Linked DNA regions of Homo sapiens: region 2 is linked to region 1. Evidence: chromatin contacts called from ENCODE Hi-C data. All regions are on one chromosome and are shown on one strand. Each heading gives the region's core, a stretch centred on a gene start or an enhancer-like site at or near the end of the contact. The rest is flanking DNA. Distances are from core to core; before and after follow the strand shown. Region 1 holds the start of LRRC30 (leucine rich repeat containing 30). Region 2 has its middle 100 kb from the start of PTPRM.

Evidence for each region. A loop is a pair of places that touch in the nucleus more often than their neighbours do. Pooled maps may share reads with other maps.
Region 2: a map of psoas muscle shows a loop between it and region 1 (2.0-fold over the local background). The contact joins the enhancer-like site here to the promoter of LRRC30 in region 1. A Hi-C loop is called at or near these places in 1 of 168 maps with a recorded cell type or tissue (psoas muscle), 1 of 37 single-sample maps with no recorded cell type and 5 of 50 pooled maps.

Annotation. Positions count from the first base shown.
Region 1 is chr18:7,227,710-7,233,238 of GRCh38, forward strand. It overlaps LRRC30 (leucine rich repeat containing 30), which reads left to right and starts at 3,380. Exons shown (of 1, transcript NM_001105581.3): 1 at 3,380-4,335. The coding sequence starts at 3,430. The coding sequence ends at 4,335.
Region 2 is chr18:7,462,092-7,467,620 of GRCh38, forward strand. No RefSeq gene overlaps it. Among named protein-coding and RNA genes, the nearest start is that of PTPRM, 100 kb to the right of the region's middle. Within about 2 kb of position 2,637, at least 2 of the 41 ENCODE cell types and tissues checked have a DNase peak (open chromatin) inside an H3K27ac peak, as active enhancers do.

The DNA.
Region 1 (5,529 bases), core at 2,130-4,629:
TCATCTGTAGTGAGAATCAGACTGGGAGAGTGGGAAGGGGCTCTCGGCCATTATCCCCTCCAAATGGCCCATTTCATAGAGGAGAAGACTGAGAGCAGAGACAAGGAACGTCCTCTCAGAGAACTACGTGCTGACCGGATAACTGACAGTCACTGGGTGGGCAGCCTTTACATTTCAAAAAATTAGAAGAAACCAAGTCAGCTAGTGACTCAGCTCATCCATTTGATATATGAGAAACTCTCTGGAGAAGACCTGAACTGTTTTTGGAGGCGATAAATCCATCACTCTGAAGTTTTCTGGAATGATAGTTTAACTTTTGCTCTTCCTGGTTATGCTGGCATAGAGTAAGCAGGATTGGTATCTAGCTCTGTAGTTATTTCTTTCTTTCTTTCTTTCTTTTTTTGAGACAGAGTCTAGCTCTGTTGCCCAGGCTGGAGTGCGGTGGGACGATCTTGGCTCATTGCAACCTCCACCTCCTGGGTTCAAGCAATTCTCCTGCCTCAGCCTCCTGAGTAGCTGAGATTACAGCTGTCTGCCACCATGCCCAGCTAATTTTTTGTATTTTTAGTAGAGACAAGGTTTCACCATGTTGGCCAGGCTGGTCTCGAACTCCTGACCTCAGGTGATCCACCCGCCTCAGCCTCCCAGTGCTGGTATTACAGGCATGAGTGATCGCCCCCAGCCCTGTGTAGTTATTTCTATGCATGGAGTAATGTAGTCATTTTTTGACCTGTGCTCCCTCATTCCTACACCCTGGCACTTGAAAGCAAGGGGCCGCGTCCTAGCCAGAGTTGCTTTGCTTCTCTACAGAGATAAGACCAGCGTCTTCTTGTGGTTCCCAGCCTGAGCTCTGTGCAGACCAACTGGGATTGAATCCTGGTTCTACCATTGACTAGTTAGTTGATTTTGGGGAAGTGAGTTGATTTTGCATAAGTAACTTTACCTTCGTCTATCTTCCTTTCCTCATCTGTAACATGGAGATAATTTTAATACCCATTCTGCATAGAAAGTGAGGCGTACAGAGACTTTTACATAAGTGAACATCTGATGAATATTGGCTATTGATAAGTGCTCAAGAAATATTTATTAGAAAAAATGTATTAAGGGGAAGAGAGAGAATTGCCACAAGAAGAAAGTTGTCGATATTTTTCTCAAACCATTCCAGGTCCTGCAATTCCCCACATTTCAAGTACTCTAGCATAATTTCTCAGGCTCATGGAAGGAAGGAGGAAGCACAGCTAGCTTTTTTTTTTTTTTTTTTTCCAGCAGAACCATATGAAATTTACATATATACGGCATGGCCTGCTCCAAAAACTTACAGTCTAAATTTAGCCACATTGCTCCCACGCCGGCCACCACAATTGATAACTAGAACACTCAAGGGCCCCATAAAAAGCACGTGCAAAGTTTCCACCTTTGTCTAGAATCCCTGGGGCTGACTCAGTCAAAGGGGTCAGATCTCTTTCCAACGGTGTGCGGAGAAAGAAGTGGCCTCCTCTTGTTTTTAACTCTGCTGCTCCTCCTGCTCAGATCCTGCGCCCTGGATGCGGACGGACTTCCAGGCTCCCCAGGCAGCACCCAGCTAGGACCCAGTGACAACTCTTGGGTTGGTAGCAACAGCCCTGTGAGGTCAGGGTCCCAGGAGCAGCAGGGGTCTCCAGGATATATAGCAGCAAAAATCTCACCCTTCCAGGCCAAACCAGCCCTTGCCACGGGCCACAAGCCCTTTGCTCAGAACCTAGGTCAGCTCCTTGATATCCCTTGTCCCCTTAATCACTACCTATTTTTAGGATTTTTCACCTATGCAGATGTGTGTCCGCCTCCTCCCCAACTATATTAGTTTGCCAGACCTGCTCTAAGAAACTGGGTGGCTTAACCAACAGAAATGTATTTTTCTCACAATTCTGGAGACTGGAAGCCTGAGATCAAGGTGTTGGTTTCTTCTGAGGCCTCTCTCCTTGGCTCGCAGGTGGCTGCCTTCTCCCTGTGTCTTCACTTGGCCTGATTGCCAAACCCAGCGCCTTCTGAGATACTGGGGGTTACAATTTCAGCATACGAAATTTGAGGGCAGGGTGAGGGGACACAGTTCAGCCCATAACACCAACAATTAACTCTGCAAACTTAAGATGTAAGTTAACTTTTTTAATTCAAGAAAAAGACAGGGAGGCCGAGGCAGGTCCACCCGCCTTGATCAGGAGGTCAAGACCATCCTGGCAAACATGGTGAAACCCCGTCTCTACTAAAAATACAAAAATTAGCTGGATATGGTGGTGGGTGCCTGTAATCCCAGCTGCTTGGGAGGCTGAAGCAGGAGAATCACTTGAACCCGGGAGGCAGAGGTTCCAGTGAGCCGAGATCGTGCCACTGCACTCCAGCTTGGACGACAAGAGCAAAAACTCCATCAAAAATAAAAGAAAAATAAATAAATAAATAAATAAAAATAAATAAAAGACAGGGAGGAGAAGAGAGAGAGAGAGAAAGAGAACGGTGTGTAGCGAGGGGGGCCTCATCATATCCTTCCAGGACAATAGGTGGCCCGCGCTTACCATACTAAGGTGGCCACTCAAGTGACTGTTCAAACACTTAAAGTGCATCCTACTAAATACAGAAGGTCTCTGTAAGACACATGAGCCCAGAGCTTCTCTGGATGAAATGGGAGTGAGGGGTTGAGATCCCCCCACAACTCCCTTCTCACTAAATCACCTCTGACAAGCACAGGATAAAAACCTTTGACCTGGAAGATTCCAGGTATCCGGGCTGCTTTTGTTATCTTTTCACAAACGCACAGTTCATCAAGGTTTGGAACAGGGACCTATGATATCATCTGATGATCTTTAGCTTTGGAGACATAACTGTCACTAGCACCCAGCCCAGTTTCACTGTAAAGTTGTCTGGCTGAGCTCCCGCAATCCTGCCAACAGTCCGTACTTGTGTGGCCTGCTCTGTTTTTCCATTTTACTTCTTTTTAGAGATGGGCTTGTTAATCACCCTGCTCAACTGTGATACCCAAGAAAAGCTGAGAGAGTAAAGTTATATGCAGCCTTCCTGTGACCTGTTTGCATGTACCCAGTCAATAAAACTCAGGCAGAGTGACAGTGACAGCTGCCTTGTGGCATTCAGAGGGATTTGAGCAGTTTAGCAGCCTCCTGGACAAGTATATCATTACAGCCCAGCTGCTAAGAAAGAAAACACCTAAACCCTGGGGAACAGGCACAGCTCCTGCAGCCACCCAGGGACCTGTCTCAGATACCTGCAAGGCCTGATCAAGACTCTCCTGGCAGCTTTCTCCACACTAGGACCTCCTAGTCACAAGTTGGTTCTCACCCTGACGCACACTCCCTGCCTGCAACAGCCTGGCTTTTAGCAGCTGAGAGGACACGGTCCCTGCCTGGGAGGTGGCAGAGGAGAGTGACTAGAAGGGAAGGTACAATGGGGGCCAGGCAGTCAAGGGCCAGCTCCAAGGATAAGGGCCCCAAGAGGATGCTGTTCACGGGGAGGAGACAGAAGTTTTCTCCGTGGGACGATGCCCTGCTCTCGGGAAGGGACCCGCGGTCCCTGCTGAAGCGGGGCATGCACCACGTCAGCTTCAGCCTGGTCACGAGAGGAATGACAGACATCCCCGACTTTCTGTGGGGCTTGTCCGAGGTCCAGAAACTCAATCTGTCTCACAACCAGCTCCGGGTTCTCCCTCCCGAGGTGGGGAAACTGACCCGGATCGTGGTCCTGAACTTGTGCGGGAACCGCCTGAAGAGCCTGCCCAGAGAAGTGAGCCTCCTACAGTGCCTCAAGGTCCTGTTTGTCAACATGAACTGCCTGACAGAGGTGCCGGCCGAGCTGAGCTTGTGCCGAAAGCTGGAGGTCCTGAGCTTGTCGCACAACTGCCTGTCCCAGCTCCCTGCATGCTTCGCCGACCTCTCTAGACTGAGGAAGCTAAACCTCAGCAACAACTTCTTCGCGCACATCCCCATGTGTGTGTTCTCCCTGAAGGAACTGATTTTCTTGCACGTGGGCTCGAATCGCCTGGAAAACATCGCTGAGAGCATCCAGCACCTGGCCAGCCTGCAGATCTTCATCGCAGAGGGCAACAACATCCACTCCTTCCCGAGGTCGCTTTGCCTGGTCACCAGCCTGGAGCTGCTGAACCTCAACAACAATGACATCCAGACCCTCCCGAGCGAACTCCACCTGCTGTGTAGACTGGTGAGGATCGCCTGGAATCCCATGGACAAAGGGCTCCACATTTCCCACAACCCTTTATCCAAGCCTCTGCCGGAGCTGGTGGAGGGGGGCCTGGAGATGCTCTTCGGCTACCTGAAGGACAAAAAACACACCTGACCTGGGTCCCGGAGGCCTGGATGGGAGGCAGCTCATCTGGACTCTGTCAACCGGGGTACTTCTCTCGTCTCAGCTTTCTACTCTCATCCTTAGTGTCTGACAATACCTTTGTTAATATTTGCTAAGTCGCTGTTGAACATCCACGTTAAGGAGGTGATTGTTTTTAACTCTGTATGTTCTTAATAACCTCTGGAATATCATGTTCATCTCATCCTAAACATAAATTGAAACAGGGGGTTGGTTTTCCCCAAAGAGAACTAACAGTTCTGATTCTTCTGAGGAGCAGTGAGATTCAGCCCTTGGGAGAGTGGACACCTAACAGGTCTGAATTCAATGTAATTCAAAAGGCAAATATTTGCTAAGTACTGTGTGCCAAGTACAGTATGAGGTGCTGAAACCTGGTTTCAGATAGTTTCTGCCCTTGAATCAGCAACCTGTGGCCAGGTGGCAACGGCAAGACACGTTCCTCCATCAGCCTCTGTGAAACATTACTTGGGACCAAAAGGCAAACCACAGTGGGCTCTGTCCCCAGTGACCAAAAGAGGCAGAGTTTTCGCCTTGAGTTCTGGGGGACAATCATAGGAAATTTTTCTTTCATGCGGCTACAGAGGAATAACCAAGCCACTCATGCTTATGTCTGGTGGTGAGTAAATGGGTAGAAGGATGGCTTTCAGATATTAAATATGAACTGATATAATGTGTATTTCAACCTTCCTTCCCAGTCCTGTCCCACTCATTGTCATGTCCTTGAACTTCTTTGCTAGACACTAGGCAATCATCAAATGATCCCATTTTAATTTCACTTCTCCATGACTACATCTGCCCTCTCAGAGATAAACTACTAAATGGGATAATTTGGCCAACAATGACCAAAAGGCAGAAAAGAGGGGAAAGACATAGACAAGTCATGCAAAAAAGTAATCACCCTTTTACAATTTGGAGGAGGGTAATATTGACTTTCCCATGTTAACGTTAAAAAAAAAATGAGTTTAGTGACATTTAAAAGCTCCTTGGAAAAAAGTCTCTATAAAAACACGAAGCTTGTTTTTTTATTTTAAGAGCACACAGCTGTTAGTGAAATACAGACACCAGGGCAAGCAGTGACAGAGTTCCTGCACCAAAGGTCACTGGACCTCACTGCTCTGGCAGCAGCCAAGAGCCACATGGCATTAATATTGGTTTAGAGCTACAGAA
Region 2 (5,529 bases), core at 1,387-3,886, 230 kb after region 1:
GGATTGGGAGGTTGAGGCTGCAGTGAGCTGCGATTGCACCACTGCACTCCAGCCAGGGTGACAGAACGAGACTCTGTTTCAAACACCCCAAAACCACGTATTTTCTAAAACTATGGCTGTGATAACCTATCTTATTATAGCATATTCCATTTTTTCTTTTTTCTATATATTATACCAATAAGAAATGTGTTGAATAATGATGTTCTTTTTTATGATTTGTTTAAAAATTTTCAAATTCAACAAATCATTAATATTTAAATAATACACTAAAATTGATGAGATATACTTCATCAGATGCTTCACATGTGACTACATAAATTTTGTTTTCTCTAGGCATTGAGTGAAGTGCATCATTGCTACTTGGGGAATCACAGTGATTAGTGATTCACATTCTGTGGGAATACCCTTGAGTAGAGGTCCCTCTCTGGCCAGGACATATACAGTGTGCCCCGTTAGGGCCATGGCTCACACGCTGAGCTTGGAAATGACCACTCGCTGGGGAGAATGGCAGCTTTGCCTGGCTGAGTACTGAGACCCCGTCAGGAAGCCGAAGGCAGCCGAAGGAAGGCAGGGGCTCACGTGTGACTGATGCACAATTTTTAAAGAAGGGTTAAAGAGTTTCAAAATGTTCAGTAACAGATAGGATAGACTATTTCTTTTACAAACTTCCTCATATCCCCCCATCTCCTTTTCATGTTTCCTGATTCGGTCTAAATTTGGAATGGTATAAAGACAAAAGAGGGAAAGCAAGTATGTCTAATACTTGGATTGTATTTTGACAGATACCTGGGCTGTCTGTCTGGCTGCTACTTGGCTTCACTTCACAATATCCTCTGAAGAGTGACTCACCAAGACCATCATTTTAAAAGATAAAATAGAATGTCTTCTTACATTGGAAGAAGGAAATGTTTGTCTCTCAAAGTTGCTTTCTATACGGGCAAAGTAGCTACATCTAGTGTTTGAAGTATCAGACAGGATTAGGAAATGAATAACTTTTTATCCATACAAGAGAGAATGTGATTGTGAACAGCTTCACAATGCTTGATTTTCAGCAGTTTAAATGGAATCTAAATTGCATGCAATAAATCAGTGACATCTTTGATTCATTATAGATAATCAAGAGGAACCTCTTCTGTTTATTGGTGCCAACAGATTCAGATCAAACACCATAATCTATCAAAAGAAGGGAATGGCTGCTAGTTGAGGAGGAGACAGCTTTAGGTAATGGGTCATTGCCACCATATGCCGGGTGCTACTGGGTGCCAGGAACTTCATTACTTGTTTCACAAGACCCTCATGTGATGGATAATACAGTCCTCCAAAACGCAGACACGAAGCAGAACAACTAGGTTTGAGGCATGTGACATGGGAAGTAATTTACCTTCTCTGTGCTTCGGTTCCCCATCTATAAAACGAAGATGATAGTAATACATCCATGCTAGGCTTTAATAGGACCTATCTCATTTAGAATAGGACCTGGCACATAGCTCTCACAATAAGTTACCTGTCGCCACTGCAGAAAAACAAACTGAGGTTCAGAGAGATTAAGTAACTTGCCAAGAACTACTGAGGCAGCAGGTAGCAGAGTTCAGATCCGAAGCCCAGCGTCATGAACTGTGTGACCCATGCTTGCTCCCTAAGGGCTCTGGTGCCTTTCCCATTCTCCCTTGTGAAAGCATGCAATGGGAACCCATGGACACAGAGTCCAGGGATTTTACTTTGGGGGTTTGGGGGAGTTTATTGGTTGGGGGTTGCCTTTTTTTTTTCCAAAAGATGTTCTAAATTATTATGAGTGGCATTGGACTGTCTTTTCTGCATAGAAATCTTGGTTTGGTTTGGTTTGGTTTGTTTTGACCAACGCCGGGCATTGACTAAAGAGTGAGCCATCACCTTGTCCAGGTCTTGGTGTTTGATGAGAGCAGATGGTGCCCTGTATTGGAAAGGCTGTGGAGAAAGTCATTCAGGTTGGCATTCTCTGGGGGTGGGACTGGAACCTGGGAACAGCCCCACCTTTTCCACTAGTCTACCAAAACCTGCCCTTTACTCTTCCTGCCCTTGACTGTAAGCACCACTGGTTCTGACCATAGAGAAGCAAGGTCTCCAAGGCAACCATTACAATGCCCATGACATTAACAGAGGTGTTTCCATTCCTTCCCTTTGCAGGTCAGTCCCATTGATTTATTTATTCATCAAATATTTACTGGGCACTTCAGTGGCCAGCCAGATGCTACATTCTGTGAAGAAAGATACAAGAAAGGTGCAAAGAAAATATCAATTCAGTTCAACACACTCATACTGAACACCTGCTCTGCTCAGAGCAATAAGCAGAAGACAGGGGCATCAGAGTGAGTGAGCTCTGGAGGAACTCACATTAATGTGCCAGAGGAGCTATATCTGGAAGCAGGGCTAAGTCCTGTAAGAAATATTTTTCCAAAATGTTGCATGACTTTATAAGAGGGAGAGATCATTTCTTATTGGAGAGATAATAGGGAGCAGGAACTGGAAATATAGTAGGTTCCTGGAGGAAGTAAAATGTGAGCTGGACCCCATGGACCCAACCAGCTAACTGTGACATTGTGGGTATTTGAGAGCCAACATAGGCCCCAGGCAACAGTGCAGGACAAACACTGGCCAAAAACCAGCAGTGCATGTATCTGTCCTGCACTTCATCAGTCAACCAATTTGTTGGCCACCTGCAATGTGCCAACATTCTTAGTTACTCAGGAGACAGCACTAAACAATATGCATTCCTTGACCTCATAAAGTTTCTTGAAACATAATCAGAGTTAACATTGCCTGAGTGCTTAAGAGTCAAGCACTGCCTAACCATTGCTGTCCAACAGAAATACCGTGTAAGCCACATATATAATTTTCAGTTTTCTTTCTTTCTTTTTTTTTTTTTTTGTGACAGAGTCTTGCTCTGTCACCCAGGCTGGAGGGCAATGGCACGATCTCGGCTCACTGCAAGCTCTGCCTCCTGGGTTCACACCATTCTCCTGCCTCAGCCTCCCGAGTAGCTGGGACTGCAGGCGCCTGCCACCATGCCCGGCTAATTTTTTGTATTTTTAGTAGAGACGGGGTTTCACCGTGTTAGCCAGGTTGGTCTCGATCTCCTGACCTCGTGATCTGCCCGCCTCAGCCTCCCAAAGTGCTGGGATTACAGGCGTGAGCCAACATGCCCGGCCATATAATTTTCAGTTTTCTAATAGGCGCATTAAGTAACAGGTGAAATTAATTTTAATCATATTTTTATTTAACTCTATCTAAAATATTATCACTTCAGCATAAATCTTTGCAATCTGGTCCAAGCAACTGTGCACCCAAGTTCCACAGACACACATGGAGTGCTCTAGAGCAGTGATCCCAGCCTTTCTGGGACCAGGGATTGGTTTGGTGGAATATATTTTCTCCACAGATGGGGGGAGGGTTGTGGGAGGGGATGGTTTTGGGGATGATACTGTTCATCAGGCATTAGTTAGATTCTCATAAGGAGCACGCAACCTAGATCCCTTGCATGTGCAGTTCACAATAGTGTTCAAGCTGCTATGAGAATCTGATGCCACGGCTGATCTGACAGGAGGTGGAGCCCAGGGGGTAACGCTCATTGGCTCACTGTTCACCTCCTGCTGTGCAGCCTGGTTCTTAACAGGGCCCAGACTGGTACCGGTCTACTTACTCTTCAGAGCCCTTCTCAGGTGTTATTTCTTCCATAAACCTTCTTTGACCCCCATGGAGTCAGGGATGCCCGTGACCTTTCTACTGTTAAAATAGACAGATGATCCTGGAATCATGTGTTTACTTGTTTGCCTCATCCATTAGAGACTAGAGTGTCTGATTTACTCTGAATTATTGGCATCCAACATGGGATTTTGTACAGAGTAGATTCTTAACCAAAATGTATTGAATTGTTGTTTCCTATTTGGGGAAATGTCTCCTTAAGAAACTTACAATGTGTTTGGAGTTTATTCCCTTTAGCAGTTACCACCTCGCCCCTTGAGTGAGAGAAGACCAGGTAAGTAAGTTTCAGATGAAAGCTTGGGCAACAGCTGCAGGAGGAACCACGAGAGCTGAGCATCTGGGACCAGACAGGCAGGCAGACAGACTTGAGCAGAGAAGACCACCAAGATACGAGTGGGTGAAGGAGCACTTGAGGGTGCCCTCCTGGGAAGAAAGTTCAAAGGAAGCATGTGTTCTAACCATTTACCTGTAACTCCACTCACAACCTTGGAAAGAGTGACAAATCCTTCCTTCTCCCTTTGGCAGCAGGATGCTTGCTTGCACAAGTCCTTAGCGGGGGTAGAAATCACGGGACAGGCGCAGTCCTATCTAGAAATCAGGAAACTGAGCTCTCATCCTGCTCTGCTACTGTTTTAAGTTAATGTTTAAAATTAGCGCAGGGCTACAGTAAAAAAACTAGGGCATCTAGAAATTCAAGGCCATGGTCTAGGATAAAAAAGAGCTTTTTGGGAAACATAATTCCAGTATAACCAGGTCTGTTCAATACAAACAGCACTCCTAATGCAGCCTTTGACCACCCTGGGCCATATCCTTTTCTGAAGCCTTGTCTTCTAGATTTGGATTTATAAACAACATGTAACTTGTTTTTTTCTTCTTTTTGTCTAGCGGAAATTGAATACATTCACATTGATTATGACTATATATTTAGAGGCGTTGCTACCATTTTATTTTGTGCATTCTGTTTGTCTCGATTTTCTAATTGCTAATTCAAAAAAATGCCTTTTTTTTTCTTTCTGGCCTTTTGCATTGTTTGAGAGTATTCTCCCTCCCCCACATTTTATTTTTGTCTCTCTATTACTTTGGTAATTATACATCCTAATTTCTATTCAGCTTTATCAGTCCTGAGAAAGCCTCAGTCATTAATTTTTCATGTATTGCCTCTCCCCCATTTCTCCCTTATCTGCCTCTGGAACTCCATTGAGACAGTAGTTAGACTTGGTACTCACCCCTCGTGTCTCTTAACTGGGACCTAGAGCCCCCACGTGCTAAATACTAGTCATTACTCTCCCCGGGTAACGGCTTTCTCTCCATGTCTTTAGACTCCTGCTCTCCCCATACAAGCATGAGTGCAAACGAATTTAACTTTACAGAAGGAAGCTCATCAGGATTCTAGATGCCGTGGCAAGCCACTGAGGGAAGACAGGCCACCCCTGAGTTAGTGATACTGCTGCCATATGAGATGACTTCCCCTCACCTGTAGCGCTCTGCCTGTAGGTAGGGGACAGAAGCTGAGGGGTCTTTCCCACTGCTCCCTGCTACACTTTGAATGTGTCTCTCAAAGCTCATGTGTTGGAAACTTAATCCCCAATGCAGCAGCATAGGCAGCTGGGACCTTTAAGAGGTGGTTAGGTCATGAGGGTTCTGTCCTCGTGAATAGATTAATGCCATTTTGGGAGTGGGCTCCTGACAAAAGGTTGAGTTTGGATGTTCCCTCCTTCTCCCTCCTCTGCTCCTCCCTCTGCATCCCCATTCTCTCTCCCGCTTCTGCCATTAGATGATGCAGGTCTCACC